2 separate regions of the Homo sapiens genome follow, and region 2 is linked to region 1. The links are chromatin contacts, found by Hi-C or POLR2A ChIA-PET in ENCODE. All regions are on one chromosome and are shown on one strand. The core of a region is the stretch at or near the end of the contact, and the rest is flanking DNA. Distances in the headings are between cores, read along the strand shown. Region 1 holds the start of CUL4A (cullin 4A). Region 2 holds the start of RASA3 (RAS p21 protein activator 3).

What was found. A loop is a pair of places that touch in the nucleus more often than their neighbours do. ChIA-PET counts read pairs that join two places held with the same protein, here RNA polymerase II (POLR2A). Pooled maps may share reads with other maps.
Region 2: a loop to region 1 is called in a pooled map, with 9 times the contacts of the local background. The contact joins the promoter of RASA3 here to the promoter of CUL4A in region 1. A Hi-C loop is called at or near these places in 2 of 37 single-sample maps with no recorded cell type and 11 of 50 pooled maps. POLR2A ChIA-PET finds 5 or more read pairs at or near these places in 2 of 52 experiments (activated CD4-positive, alpha-beta T cell and activated T-cell).

The regions. Positions count from the first base shown.
Region 1 is chr13:113,208,290-113,212,713 of GRCh38, forward strand. CUL4A (cullin 4A) reads left to right here and starts at 1,324. Exons shown (of 20, transcript NM_001008895.4): 1 at 1,324-1,486; 2 at 1,684-1,799. The coding sequence starts at 1,339. It overlaps PCID2 (PCI domain containing 2), which reads right to left and starts at 380. Exons shown (of 14, transcript NM_001127202.4): 1 at 310-380. The coding sequence starts at 345. RefSeq lists enhancers at 1-85, 86-735 and silencers at 270-559, 820-1,089, 1,190-1,519, 1,580-1,819.
Region 2 is chr13:114,130,792-114,135,039 of GRCh38, forward strand. RASA3 (RAS p21 protein activator 3) reads right to left here and starts at 1,832. Exons shown (of 24, transcript NM_007368.4): 1 at 1,644-1,832. The coding sequence starts at 1,698. LOC107987192 (a long non-coding RNA gene) reads right to left here and starts at 212. Exons shown (of 2, transcript XR_001750050.2): 1 at 1-212. RefSeq lists enhancers at 258-757, 928-1,555, 3,844-4,023, 3,853-4,248 and silencers at 1,348-2,007, 2,038-2,137.

The DNA of each region.
Region 1 (4,424 bases), core at 74-2,573:
GAGCGCGGCCACACGTGCCAGCAAGTGAGGGCAGCGACCTGGGACCGCCGCGTCTACTTACACCGCGACGACTCCGCGATCCACGGACACCGCCCGGCCCCCACGGCGGCCCTGCAGGGGAGAACTCGGGCCGCCTTCCCGAGTCCCGGCCGCCGCTGTTCGGCTCGCGCGGCTGCCCGCCGGGGACCCGAACGGAAGAAGGGTGGCGAGGCGGGAAAGGAAAAGGCCTGAGGGTCCAAGGCAGGAGGGGACACACGGAACACGCCGAGGGCCAACCACGCCGCCGCGCGCTCCCCGGCTAGGACCCACCTGCTGCAGGTACTGGTTAATGGTAATGTGCGCCATGGGAGCGCCGCCGAACGGAGAGCGCCACCCCCTACGCCTCAAGCGGGCCAGCTGGCGTCACTTCCGGCCCTCGGTCCGTCTGGGTCCTGGCGCCCCCGGCCCCGCCGCGGGTGCGCAGGTTGGTTCCGGAGGGAGAACCTGGGGACCGGCTCGGCGACGCGCTCGGGCTGAGGGGGCCCGGGGTCTTTCTGCCGGGGCCCCGTCCTCTCAGCCGGGACGCCAGCGGCTCTGATTGTGTGTTCGGGCCCGCCCGGGCTGAGGGGTTTGGGGTCCAGTGGCGAGGACAGCCCCACGGCTAAACTGCCTTTCACTGCGCTGACCCTTCGTCTGCCCCTTGTGAAAACCAGGCCGCGGAGGACCCTCCGCGCCTGGCTGGGCCAGGGCCTCGGGGCGCGCGCGCCCGAGGAGGGGGAGGGGGAGGGACATGGCGCGCGCTCCCGAGCTCTCATAAGGTGCCTCCGCCGCGCGCTCCCGAGCCTGCAGGAGTTAGGGCACGTCCCGGCGCGCACCCCTGAGCCCTCGAGGTGGTCTCACGCCCGGGGTGGGGGTGCCGAGCCCTCAGGAGGCGCGCGCCCCGGGGCCCTCAGGAGGGTGTCCCGGCTCCCGATCCCCTCAGGAGGGGTGCCCGCGGCACGCATCCCCGAGCCAGGAGGGGGTGCCCGGAGCCCTGGGGGCAGGGTCTCGGTGCGCCCCCCGGAGCCGGGGGTGAGGGTCCCGATCCCTCAGGACGGGAGTCCCGGCGCGCGCCCTCGAGCCAGGAGGGGGTGTCCGAATCTCTTAGGGGGAGTCCGATCCCTCAGGAGGGATTCCCGGCGCGCGTTCCTAAGCCCTCAGGAGTAGCCGGGCGCGGCGGCGGTTGGGCTCGGGCACGCGGGCGGGGCGGGGCGGGGCGCGCGAGGAGGACGGGGCGGAGGCCGCGCGGACCGGGGCGGGCGGAGCGGAGCTCGGCGGGCGGCGGCGCTCGGGGCGGGGCGCGGCGGTTCCGGCCCAGCCATGGCGGACGAGGCCCCGCGGAAGGGCAGCTTCTCGGCGCTCGTGGGCCGCACCAACGGCCTCACCAAGCCCGCGGCCCTGGCCGCCGCGCCCGCCAAGCCGGGGGGCGCGGGCGGCTCCAAGAAGCTGGTCATCAAGAACTTCCGAGGTGGGTGCGGCGGCCGGGTCGAGGGCCAGGCGCCCCGGGCGGGGACCCCACGAGACCCCGCCCGACTTGGGGGGAAGGCCCCGAGATCCGTGCGGGCCCCGGGAGCGGGGGCGCCGGGGCGCCGGCCGGGTCGGGGGTGGCTACGCGGGGCGCTTCGCGGCGCGCCCTGAGCCGCCCGCTCTCCCTCCGCCCTGCAGACAGACCTCGGCTGCCCGACAACTACACGCAGGACACGTGGCGGAAGCTGCACGAGGCGGTGCGGGCCGTGCAGAGCAGCACCTCCATCAGGTACAACCTCGAGGAGCTCTACCAGGTGAGGCGGCGGCCGGGGCTGGGGACGCCGCTCCTGCCCCGCGTGACGCAGACGCGGCCGGGCGGCCGCTCCGGGTGCCTCGCAGGCTCTCGCCGGGGAGCGGAAAGGCAGGGCGTTTGCCTCCACTGCAGGGCCGGGAGCCCCAGAGGCAACAAGTGGTTTTGTTTATTGCCGTGGTGGAATTTTTGTTTTCAGGCTTAAGCTGCTTAGAACCATATTTAAAGTTATCCCATTACGGAAGAGAAGGAGGTGTGTTTCTAGGAGCCACGTGACTCATATTTTGCAAGTATACGGCAAATTATTTTCTCGTTATATGTAAAACTCATGACTGTGTCACTTGCCACAGTAATAAGAGGGTCTTTTCTCTGTTGTGTTTTGTGATTAATGGTTGCCTTTAAGATATTCAAACAGATTTTGAAAAAATTCAAAATTCAGAAAAAGTGGTTTTGTTCTCTGTTGTGTTTTGTGATTAGTGGTTGCCTTTAAGGTATTCAAACAGATTTGGTAGCATTTAATTCAAAGTGATGGTGTTCCGTTTCTGAAGTAACAAAAAAGTACATTTTACCATACTTGGATATTTTATTTATAAGCGACTTTTTTTCTGGTGTCTTCTTTTTGTAAAGTAACATTCATTCAGTAGTCTAATATCTATATTTTAGGTCACGATGTGTCATACAATTATTTCTATTAAAAGGCTTGAATTAAAAAAACTTTTTTTCTGGATATGCAAGTGACTGCATTGTAAAAATTATAAAAAATACAAAAAAGAAGACTTCAATCACCTATACTCCTACCACCCAAAGAAAACTACTGTTGACAGTTTGGTGTACATACATCCATTCTTTGTCTGAAGTGTAAGTGGATGATGTTTTCTTACCAGCTTTGAGATAGAGTCTACATATAATGTGCACTTCAGGAAGTTTTAACAGATGCATGCAGTTACGTAACCGGCACCACGGTCAAGATGGAATCTTTCTTGGTAGAATGGTAGAATATTGCTACCACCCCCGAAATTGCCATGACCACTTTTGCAGTCAGCCCTCTCCCCTGACTCCTAGCCCTTGGCGGTCCCCCATTTGCTTTCTGTTACTATATTTTGCGATTTCTAGAACCTTATCTAAATGCAGTCATGTATTTCATAGTCTTTTGTATCTGGCTTTCACTTAGGACAGTGCTTTTGAGATTCATGCACAACGCAGTGTGATTGTAATTTATTACCTAGTAGAATGGGTATACCACAGTTGTTTTATCCATTCACCAGTTAATGGACATTTGGGTGTCCATGTTTGGGGTTTTTTGTTTGTTTGTTCTTTGAGACGGAGTTTCACTCTTGTGGCCCAGGCTGGAGTGCCATGGCACGATCTTGGCTCACTGCAACCTCCACCTCGCAGGTTCAAGCGATTCTCCTGCCTCAGCCTCCCGAGTCGCTGGGATTACAGGCACCTGCCACCACGCCTGGCTAATTTTTGTATTTTTAGTAGAGTCGGGGTTTCGCCATGTTGGGCAGGCTGGTCTCAAACTCCTGACCTCAGGTGATCCACCCACCTCGGTCTCTCAAAGTGCTGGGTTTACCAGCATAAGCCACCGCGCCTGGCCTTGGGTTGTTTTAAATAAAGCTGCTGTAAACATTTGTGAATAACCCTTTGTTTGGACATATATTCTTACTCCTCTCAGGTGAGTTCTGCTTACTTCTTTATCTAGAAGTAAGTTCTCAGGGTCATATGGAAAATGTATGTTTAACTTTGTACGGAATTTCTTGTTTTTGCAAGTGACTGCCCCTTTTGCGTCTCTCCCAGCAGTGTATGGGAGCTCCGGTTCCACTCCGCCACCAGCGTGTGCGTCTCTCCCAGCAGTGTATGGGAGCTCCAGTTCCACTCCGCCACCAGCGTGTGGTGTCCTCAGTCTGTAACTTTAGCTGTGCTTGTGGGTGTGTGGTGGAGTGTCATTGTAGTTTTAGTTTGCATTTCCCTCTGATGCTAAGCATCTTTGTATTTACTTGCCATTCTATGTATCTTCGTTGACGAAGTGTCTATTTAAATATTTTGCTCATTTTTATTGGGTTGGTTATTTTCTTATTATTGAGTATTTGAGTTTATTATGTATTCTGGATACAAGTCCTGTATCAGATATTCGCCTTGCAAATACTTTCTGCCTAGTCTTCAACTTGTCTTTTGATTCTCTTAACTGTGCCATTTGAAGAGTAATTGTTTTAAGTTTTCAAGTCACATGTATCAGTTTGTTCTTCTATGGATTGTGCTTTTAGTATCCAAGAAATCTTGCTTAATCTGAGGTCACAAAGTTTTCTCTTATACTTTCTTCCAGACATTTTAGAGTTTTAGGTTTTACATCTAGGTCTACGATCTATGTAGAGTGAATTTTTGTATATATTGTGAAATACAAATCTAGAGTCAGAGTCGGGTGCAGTGGCTCATGCCTGTAATCCCAGCACTTTGGGAGGCCAAGGTGGGTAGATCGCCTGAGCGTCAGGATTTTGAGACCAGCCTGGCCAACATGGTGAAACCCCATCTCTACTAAAAGTACAAAAAATTAGCCGGGCGTGGTGGCAGGCACCTGTAATCCCAGCTACTTGGGAGGCTGAGGCCGGAGAATCGCTTGAACCCGGGA
Region 2 (4,248 bases), core at 582-3,081, 920 kb after region 1:
AGACCTGGCACTGCCCCACAGGGGCACCCACCTCCAGCCCTCCTGCCCCCGTGACTGAGGAAGCCCAGTGCTTCTCACACTCCTCAGACTCGCTGGCTGAGCCAAGCAGCCTTGGCTGAAGGAAAGAGCAGCAAACTGACCCCCACGGGCCGCGACCTTTCCCCACCCAGGCAAGGCGACCTCAGGCACTTCAGGGAGCGCCAGCTCTGGCTTTCTTGTATGAAAGTGACAGCGGATTTAAACCACATTAACAAAAGAAATCCCTCCTCTCTGGACTACTCAAAGCGGAAGTGCTGCCACATCCTAGCTGCAGCGCTTCTGGGCCAAATATCAAGACAGTGTCTCAGCGATGATCCGCAAACCAAAATAAAGCCGACAGGAAACAGCCCGCTGGTTTAGGGGAGCTGGAATGCCTCCGGCAGCATCAAATGTCATCAACAACTGACACTCAGCCCGTTCCCGGAGGCCTCTTCACACGGGAAGAGGCCGGCTGCGAAGTGCGGCTCAGTGGGGGAGAAGGACCGTGGGGACCGCGACACTGCAGGCCCTGGAAGCCTCTCCAGCCTGAACCGCGCTGTGGTCCAGCACACTCATGGCATGAATATGGAACAGTCACTCCAGGAAACGGTCTTGCTCTGGGGGAGGGGGAGGACTTCCACATCACTCTCCCAAGATAAAACAACCAGGGAAAAGCAGATCCCTCCAGATAAACCAGAAGTCCAGACACAGCCTCCTCTCCGGAAACGCCTCCGGGAGCCCACTTCAGAAGCTGCTGAAGCCCAGAGAAAAACCGCAGCCTCGCAGGCCCTGGTCGCCACCAGCTCGCCCGCCACTTCTCAGTGGAAAGGGACGTGGTGCCGATGGGTCCGGGGTCTCCCCGCCCCGCGGGAGCCCTCAGCCAGAACGCCCCACCAGCACACACGCACACATGCACACACACAAACGCGCGCACACACACGCGCCCACACACAAATACACACGCGCGCACACATGCATCCACACACAAATACGCACCCACACATGCACCCACAAACGCACGCGCACACACACCGCCCACACATGGACACACAAACACAAGCACACACAAACACGCGCGCACGCAGGCACAGACGCGCGCGCACAGCAGCAGCAGCGCGCCGGGGCCTCACGCCCCTGGGGAGAAGCGTGAAGGAGCCTCCACATTCCCCGGAAAGGAAGTTTCTGGGCGCAGCGGAGAAAGGGAGATGCCGAGACCCCGACGTCAGTGGATTTGACACCTGAAGTGCAGGCGCCCAGACAGCCTCAGGCGCGCGCACTCCTGCAAACACGCGGGGCACACGCTCGGGCGCACACGCGGACAGACGTCCCTCGGCGCAGGGACCCCACCTCCTCCGCCGCTACCAGGGACCGGGGCCGCTCCGGGCGCAGAGGAGGCGCAGGGAGCCGCGTTACCCCGGAGCCGACTCGACCCAGCCCGAGGCCCGGGGAGGCGGGGAGGTGGGGAGGGGCCGCGGAGCCGGACCAGCCGTTCTCCGGGGAGCGCGCCGCGCCTGGAGGGCGTCTCCGCCGGGGTCCCCAGCAAGGATCTGCGGAGGGGAGGCGGGCGCGGGAGAGGACAGGGTCGGGCCGGGGGGTCGGACGCGTGGCTGCCGGCGGACACTCACCGATCTTGATCTTCACGCTCTGGAAGACCCGGAGCCCCTCGTCCTCCACCGCCATGCTGCGCGTCCGCGCCCGCCGAGCCTCGCCCCAAGCGCGCGCCGAGCCCGGGCAGCTCAGGCCGAGCAGGAGGAGCGGCGGCGCCGGAGCCCCGAGCGCGGCCGAGGGTCCGCCCGCCTGCAAGACCGCCAGTTGGCCGAGGGCGAGGGCGGGGACCGGGAGGCTCCGCCCGCGGCCCGGCCCCTGCTCCCAACTGGCCCGGGCCCTGCAGGGGCGGGGTTGGCAGGGACGGCGCTGGCGGGTGGCGGAGACCCGGGGGGCGCAGGGATCGGCTTCCCCCGAGGCCTCGGCCCCCGCCCCCGCCCCGCGGATTGGCCGCTGAGCGGAAGGGACCCCAGCGGGCTGCCTGGCGGAAGAGACGAAGGAAGGTCGCCGGCGCGGCCCGGGCCCGCTGAGCGAGGCTGAGCGATTGACTCGCGGACGAACTTTGCCAAGAGAAGTTCACGTACAACGATCTGGCAGGGGAGGAATCCCGCGCCCAGCCCCAGCTCCTGAGATGCGATCCGAAGGCACCTGCTGCAGACGCACGAGGGGGGCGGGGACACATACACGCACACACAGCCCCCCACCCCAGACCTCCGGCATGGGCAGGTCCCCCCCCCAAGTCCCCCTGCAGACCCCAGCATGGGCAGGTCTCCCCCCCCCCAGTCCCCCTGCAGACCCCGGCATGGGCAGGTCTCCCCCCCCCAGTCCCCCTGCAGACCCCGGCATGGGCAGGTCTCCCCCCCCAGTCCCCCTGCAGACCCCGGCATGGGCAGGTCCCCCCCAGTCCCCCTGCAGACCCCGGCATGGGCAGGTCCCCCCCCAGTCCCCCTGCAGACCCCGGCACGGGCAGGTCCCCCCCCAGTCCCCCTGCAGACCCCGGCACCGGCAGGTCTCCCCCACCCAGTCCCCCTGCAGACCCCAGCATGAGCAGGTCCCCCCCCAGTCCCCCTGCAGACCCCAGCATGAGCAGGTCCCCCCCCCAAGTCCCCCTGCAGACCCCAGCATGGGCAGGTCCCCCCCCAGTCCCCTGCAGACCCCGGCATGGGCAGGTCCCCCCCCAGTCCCCCTGCAGACCCCGGCATGGGCAGGTCCCCCCCCCAAGTCCCCCTGCAGACCCCGGCATGGGCAGGTCCCCCCCCAGTTCCCCTGCAGACCCCGGCATGGGCAGGTCCCCCCCCAGTCCCCCTGCAGACCCCGGCATGAGCAGGTCCCCCCCCAGTCCCCCTGCAGACCCCGGCATGAGCAGGTCCCCCCCCCAAGTCCCCCTGCAGACCCCGGCATGGGCAGGTCCCCCCCCAAGTCCCCTTGCAGACCCCAGCATGGGCAGGTCCCCCCCCAAGTCCCCCTGCAGACCCCGGCATGGGCAGGTCCCCCCCCAGTCCCCCTGCAGACCCCAGCATGGGCAGGTACCACCCTTACCTCCCTTTCTTCTGTCTCGAGGTCTCCTCCTCCCTGACCTCCTCTCTGAGGAGTATGTTTGTGTGTGTGTATGAACTGTAGGTGTGTATATGAACTGAGACTACACTCCCTCCTCTATGTTGCAAAACTTCATTGCACCCAGTGCCACACACACACCCTACACATATATACACACATACATATACCACACATACACTACATATACATATACATACACATAGACACCACACACAGACACCACACACATACTACACACGTGTACACACATACATATACACACATATACACACACCCTACATACACACACCACATATACACATGAACACATATGTTCATATACACACAACACAGACAGCACACACATATACTACCCATACACATGCACAGACATACACACTAAACATACATACACACACCTACGTGAACATACACAAACACACACACACTGCATGGAGAGGAACAGGAGCTTCATGAAGATAGAGGCCTATTTTTTTCCACTGCTTACCTTCACTTCCTAAAAAGCAGTTCCATGCGTTGAAAGAATGAATGGCCTTTCTTCCCCTGACTGCTGGGAGCCTGCAGCCACAGGGGCCTCTCTCATCCTCAGCCCTTGCAAGCCTGGTGCTCACTGGGGCAGAACAGGAGGTTAAGGCGGCACCCCTGGTTCCAACCCAGAGCCTCTGCGTCTAGCGCTGGCCCTGGGTGGCGTCTGCAGTGGGTGCTGTGGACGCCATCCACACCCCTGCTTTACGACGGAGACTATGCTTCCGTTTGGAGCCACTGGAAGCAAGCCGGCTCCTGTGTTTCTCCGAGGACCAGTGGAGTCCTCTGTGGCAGCCCAGCCACAAAGCTGCTTCTCTGCCATCCCTCCACCCTCACAGGCCTGCTGATAAACTCAACGCGGATCTCGCTTTGGTGTTTGTTTCCAGGCGACAGCTGGGGTCAGGAGTGAATCTCCAGACTGCAGCAGTGGCAGCCAGGACGGGAGCCCCTTGGAAGGAAATGCACTGGCAGCGGCAGGATCTCGGGTGCTGGAGAGTTCGGGAAAGTCACAGATACATGGACTATGGAATCAGGTGGCTCGTGTTGAGGGCAAGATAATGAAAAGATCACCACCTGAAACAAAAGGGTGGCACGCTAACGGGC